2 separate regions of the Homo sapiens genome follow, and region 2 is linked to region 1. Evidence: read pairs that join two places in POLR2A ChIA-PET (ENCODE). Cell type or tissue: PC-9. All regions are shown on one strand. Links, peaks and the distances in the headings refer to the core of each region. The heading gives the core; the rest is flanking DNA. Region 1 overlaps TGOLN2 (trans-golgi network protein 2). Region 2 has its middle 27 kb from the start of SH2D6.

Region 1 (2,906 bases), core at 244-2,743:
AGCTCTGCTGCCATGGGGTGGAAGGAGGGCTTATCTGTCTGACAGAGGAATGGATTGGCTGTACTCAGGAACTCCAGCCTACGGTGCTTAAGCCAGGCTGATGTGGGGAGTTGGAGGCCTATGTGCTTCCAGGCTCGTGTTTCCAGGGAGCACAGTCTAGCACTTTACCACACAAAGTGTGGATCCAGTGGCATTTGGTTTCACCTGGGAACTTCCTAAGAATGTAGACACAGGCCAGGCACGGTGGCTTATGCCTGTAATCTCAGCACTTTGGGAGGTCGAGGCGGGCGGATCACCTGAGGTTGGGAGTTCGAGACCAGCCTGACCAACATGGAGAAACCCATCTCTACTAAAAATACAAAATTAGCTGGACGTGGTGGTGGCGCCTGTAATCCTAGCTACTCGGGAGGCTGAGGCAGAAGAATCGCTTGAACCCAGGCAGCAGAGGTTGTAGTGAGCCGAGATTGCACCATTGTACTCCAGCCTGGGCAACAAGAGCAAAACTCCATCTCCAAAAAAAAAAAAAAGAATGTAGAAATATAGGCTCCACCCCACATCTAATGAATCAGATAATGCTTTTTATCAAAATTCCCCAAGGTGATTCAAATGCCTATTAAAGTTTATGGAGCGCTGGCAGAATGCAGAAAGCTCAGGACTGGGAGACTAGGGAGTTGCTATCAGGTCCTGAGTTTGCCACTAACTTGCAGTAGAAACTTAGCGGAAAAAAAAAAAAAAGAGTGTTTCTGCGTGGGCCTATTTCCTCATCTGTGAAGGGAGGTAGCTGCTGTAGAGTATTCCAAGGTCTCTGCTAGCTCTAACGTCACAGATATGTGTATCTAGATGTTTCTAGTTTGTTGTCTAAAAAGGGCGAATGCAACAGCAACAGCAACCGCATCCCCAGAATCAGCCACTGCTGCTTCATGGCAAATGCAAGCCCACTACTGGGTCCATCTGACGTTGCCTATCCCTCCTATCCCTCCCATGGACCTGGCTCCTCCTTCCTTACCTTCTGGTCCAAACGTTGGTAGTCACTGGCCTTTGGCCGCCGGGTGACTTTAGATCTTTTTCCTTCCAGGACAAAAGCAATGATCTGAGGAAAGGAAAAAGAAAATGATTAACAGGTGGCTCTGTAATGACATAGTTCAGTCTCTGAACTCAGAGGCAGTCACCTGGTAGCATATTTGTTAATGACCCTGACTGTAGAAAGAGCAGTACACTCACAGAGGTCTATTTAAACTATAACCATTTTAAGAAAGACAGAGCCTAATTACATCAGAATCCTTTGTATTGCTTAATAGGAAATAACAAATAGAAGGCTGTCTGAGCTCTAGCGTGTGGGAGGAAGTCTGTTTGATTTATTCAAAGGTACACAGTCAAAGATCTATCAACTCCTTCCTAGAGATATCTAGGATATAGGACATTCCTTTAAAAAAAGTCATAATCAGAATTTCCTATCTACAAATGTACTTTTTCACCCCACGATGCTACATCAACTACATTCTTTATCAATCTCATTTCATGACTAAGGTTACCCTGCATAATGGACACTTGGACATAGAATAAGAAATACACTTTTTTTTTTTCTTAGAGGCAAGGTCTCACTCTGTCACCCGGGCTGGAGTGCAATGGCGTGATCATGGCTCACTGAAGCCTCGACCTCCCACAGTCAAGCCATCCTCCCACTTCAGCCTCCTGAGTAGCTGGGACCACACACGTCCACCACCACATCTGGCTAATTTTTTTATTATATGTAGAGACGAGGTCTTGCTATGTTGGCCAGGCTGGTCTCGGACTCCTGGGCTCAAGCGATCCTCCTGCCTCGGCCTCCCAAAGTGCTGGGATTAGAGGCAGGAGCCACTGCACCGGGCCAGGAATGCACATTTTTACTAAAGGTCTTCCCCTTTATTCTTTATAGCCATAGGCCTTATGGCCAGAATTGGACTCTCCAATTTTAAGCAGGTTACAGAAACTAGCTTCTAAATGTTGGGGGCTCAATATGAAATGCAATCATTTTGTCATTAGAGTGGTTGCTAATAAACAGACCAAACCCTGATGAAAAAGTAACAGGTGTACGTGTCTGTGCAATTTCTGGGCTTTCTTCTAATTATTATTAATTGCAGAAGTCCCTGGGCTCTTTGGTCCTGGTATCGAAGACGCAGTAATTGAAACCATTCTTTGTGCCACTGCTGATGGAAGAGAGAATGTTGGGAAAGGAAGCTAGAAATGACATATCGTCTCAAGAAGGGAAATAGGATGGAAGGTACGTGCTTTAACTGTCAAGTACTCAGGTCCTCTGAGGCTGTGAAGGACCTAAGTGCAAAGTTATGGGAGGAGATTCCAAGTCAGGTCAGATCCTAATAATGTCCTAACTTGGCTCCTAATGCAGTAGCAGAGGACACTCAGAGTAAACAGGTGACAGGATGAAAACACGATTAACAAAACAAGAGTAAAGAGGCCTAATAGGGCCTGAGGAAAAAACTGAAGTTTGTTTTAAAGTCCCCAGTGCTCACGGGCATCTAGTGACGGGATACCCACCCACACCCAAGCTTCCAGGGTGCTGGAAACCCCACTCCCCTCCGGAAGGCCGCTGTCGACTTACCTTCCGCTTGTTGTGATGAGCGATATAGAGGACAGCCACAAGAATGGCTGCAGTCACCAGATATGCAAAGAAGTGGCTGCTCTCCGCGCTGCCATTTCCAGAACCGTTCGGATAAAGGTCATCCTTCTCGCTACCCGTGGAATCCGAAAGTGTCCCTTCACGGTTCTCACTGGAGGCAGAACCGGACATCTTTTCTTTCTCTTCTTTGGGCGGTGAGCCCTCCTCGGGTCCTGTATCATCATCTTCAGCCTCTTTGGGCTCCACATCCTCAGTAGGCTCTGAAGACTTAACTTCCTCCTGCGGGGGA
Region 2 (2,906 bases), core at 276-2,775, 120 kb after region 1:
ATATATACGCATATATATGTGTGTATATATATTCTTTCAAGTCACTTGATTTTGCTGGGCCTCAGTTTACTCATCTTTAAAATGGGGTGAGACGGGCAGGGTGGTTGGCCTCAAGGATCCCTAAGGGCCTTTCCAACTCCAGTATTCCTACTGCCTGGGACTATGCCTCTCTCACAGCCTGGGCTGCCTCCCAACTCCCACCCTACTCACCCCAGCACCCTCTCCCCGATGCCCCCCACCAGCCCTTCTACTTAGCTCCACCAGGTGTGCCCTCCTAAGTGTCCTCTGGGGAGAAGTGCCCCTCCACCATGCACTCTGGATTCCCAGGAGATACAGTGGATAAAAGTCAAACATGGGTTTCAGACATTCTAATGTGGATTTGCCCAGCTTCCATGCAGCCGGGAAGTTGGAGGGACAGAAGGTGGGAGATGAGGAGCAAAAGCACAACAGGCACCAGGGTAGGGGCTGGGTGGGGAAAGAGCATTGAAAGAGAGGGAGGTTCTGGCTGAGTCATAATAGCATAGATTCCTAGGACATCTGAGCTGCTGGGCTCTGAGACTGCCTTGTCCTGTCTCCTCACATTATAGATGAGGAAATTAAGGCCCACGGAGGGGAGAGCAGTCTGTGAATGGAGGGGAGAGGGTAACTCCATTTTTCCTCTAGCAGCTCCTCAGCTAAGGGAAAGTCCTGCCTGTGGGAAGGAATCAAGGAAGAGAGATTGGGAAACCGAGGCCAGAGCACTAAGTTAGGACTGACCAGGACAAGGGCCCCAGGCTCCCATGAGCCCGTGTTCCTGCTCCCCCGCCTGCTTTCTGCTCCAGTCCCTTCTCCGGTCTCCCTTCCTTTGCCTGTAGACCTCAGCTCTGCTCTCAGGACATCCCAGATAGCAGCCCTCATGCTCAGAACACACTTTTCTTCCCAGGGTACATCCACTTTTGCACCCCAAGAGGATCCGGAGATAAAGAAGGTACCAGGCAATTCCAAACACTGGGGCTGGGTCCCAGGGAGAACAACTGAGCCAGGTGTCTCACCTGCGAACCTCCTGTCACCTTCAGCCCTGAGATGCAATGGCAATAATCCATGGCCACTTTGGAAGCCTCTCTCATACACTGTCAGCTTGCATCTGCGGCACCTGCAGCTGTTGCTGGGGGCTCATTTTTATATTTAATTTTTTAGAGACGAGGTTTCTCTTGCCCAGACCAGAGTGCAGTACTGCAATCATGACTCACTACAGCCTTGAACTCCTGGCTCAAGCAATCCTCCTGCCTCAGCTTCTTGAGTAGCTGAGACTATAGGGCACACCACCATGTCTGGTTGTTTTTTAAATATTTTGTAGAGACAGAATCTCACTATGTTGTTCAGGTGGGTCTCGAACTTCTTGGCCTCAAGCAATCCTCTTGCCTTGGCCTCCCAAAGTGTTGGGATTACAGGCATGAGGCACTGCACCCAGCTGGAAGATTGTTTTTAAAGCAGTGATGTCATGGCCAGAGAGAAACCAGCCCCACAGTTCCCAGATCAGCCTGGGAGATGTCCACAAACTTAGGAAGGCTTCCAGCAAAGAGGCCTTGGGCAGGCTGGGTGATCTCCCAGGCCCTAGGCTGTGCCTGCCCTTGATTGCACAGAATGTTCACTGCCTGGGAAGCTGGGAGCTGGGACAGCTGGGTGACCTGGAAATGGAGGGGCTGAGGAGCTCCAGGCTGGCCTGCTCCTCCTTGCCACCCTCTTCCTGATAACAACAGACAAGGCTGGGAGGCTCCTGGGAGCCTGCTGCCTAATTCCCAGGGCCTGGCAGCCAGCCCTGCAGCTGATGCAAGGCCAGGGGTGGGTGAGCTCAGCCTGTCCCCAGCACCCAGAGCCTCTTGCACCTGGTATGCCCTTGAAAATGCATCTGTTCATGCCCCCTCTGCCTCAGCCTCCTAGGGTCCAGCTCTATTCCTTCTGAAAGCGTAGGAGGGCCACCTAAGGATCTGGAAGCAGGCCTTGCTTGGGGGATGGGGTGGGAATTAGGCAGCAGGTTCCCAGAAGCCTCCTGGCCTTGCCTGTTGCTATCAGGGAGAGGGTGGCAAGGAGGAACGGGGCAGCCTGGAGCTCCTCAGACCCTCCATTTCCAGGTCATTTCTGAGCATCTCTGAGTCAACCCCGCACCTCTGCATGGGCAGCCTAAGAGCAGTGCGGGGACCACAGCCCCGCCTCCAGGGACCTCTGCAGTGGAATAGAGGGGCAGGGCTCCCTGCGGGCTCTGCCCCTCAGGGTCTGTCCACACCAGCCCACTTCCTCTTCCGGGAGAGGTCAGACAGCCCCTGGGAAGTCTCCAGACCTTCTTATCCCGTGAGAAGATGGACTTTCCTCCTCTGGCTCTCCCCTTTTACTGGACATGCAGGCCCAATGTAGGAAGGCTGGGGCCTGTCACTCTTCAACAGCCCTCAGGTGTCATCAGCTCAGGACCAGGATTCATTCAGCATCTACTTACTAAGAGCTCTGTAATGAGAATGTGACAAATAATAACTCGACGCATATCAAATGCATGCCTCATCTTACAAAGTGCTCTTGCGATTAGTGTTTTGAGGGATCCTAGTGACGATGCTGCAACGTAGGGAGGCCCTAGGTGGAGAAACTGAGGCCCAGGGAGCTGAAGTGGCAGCACCAGGAGTCACACCACAGGGTCTTCCCATATCCTCCTGCTACTTTAGTCCTGCCCCATACACACGCACTGAGCAGGAGGCAGGCTTCCTGCCACATGCTCGACTGTCACAGGACACCAGCTGGGACAGGGAGCAGAGAACAGTGTTTCCCATGGGCAGTGGTAGATGTAGGAGGCTGGGAGACCAGGACTTGTGGATTTAGGGTAGTTGCATGCCAGAGCCACAGCTGTCTGGGAGGGACTGGAGACAGGCTGAGGAGCAGGG

Evidence for each region. ChIA-PET counts read pairs that join two places held together with the same protein. Peaks named below come from ENCODE experiments on the same cell type or tissue, not always from the same donor. Only the 100,000 strongest peaks of a DNase experiment are listed, where the experiment ranks them.
Region 2: POLR2A ChIA-PET joins it to region 1 with 43 read pairs; 11 of 35 experiments call an interaction of 5 or more read pairs at or near these places.

What each region holds. Positions count from the first base shown.
Region 1 is chr2:85,323,909-85,326,814 of GRCh38, forward strand. It overlaps TGOLN2 (trans-golgi network protein 2), which reads right to left. Exons shown (of 4, transcript NM_006464.4): 2 at 2,600-2,906; 3 at 1,007-1,090. Among named protein-coding and RNA genes, the nearest start is that of TGOLN2, 2.6 kb to the right of the region's middle. RefSeq lists an enhancer at 2,684-2,853. In PC-9, for the core only: no CTCF peak of the experiment used is centred there; a DNase peak (open chromatin) is centred at 1,273; H3K4me3 peaks cover 2,032 bases; H3K27ac peaks cover 948 bases.
Region 2 is chr2:85,444,290-85,447,195 of GRCh38, forward strand. No RefSeq gene overlaps it. Among named protein-coding and RNA genes, the nearest start is that of SH2D6, 27 kb to the left of the region's middle. RefSeq lists enhancers at 1,853-2,502, 2,503-2,906. In PC-9, for the core only: no CTCF peak of the experiment used is centred there; a DNase peak (open chromatin) is centred at 1,802; H3K27ac peaks cover 1,997 bases.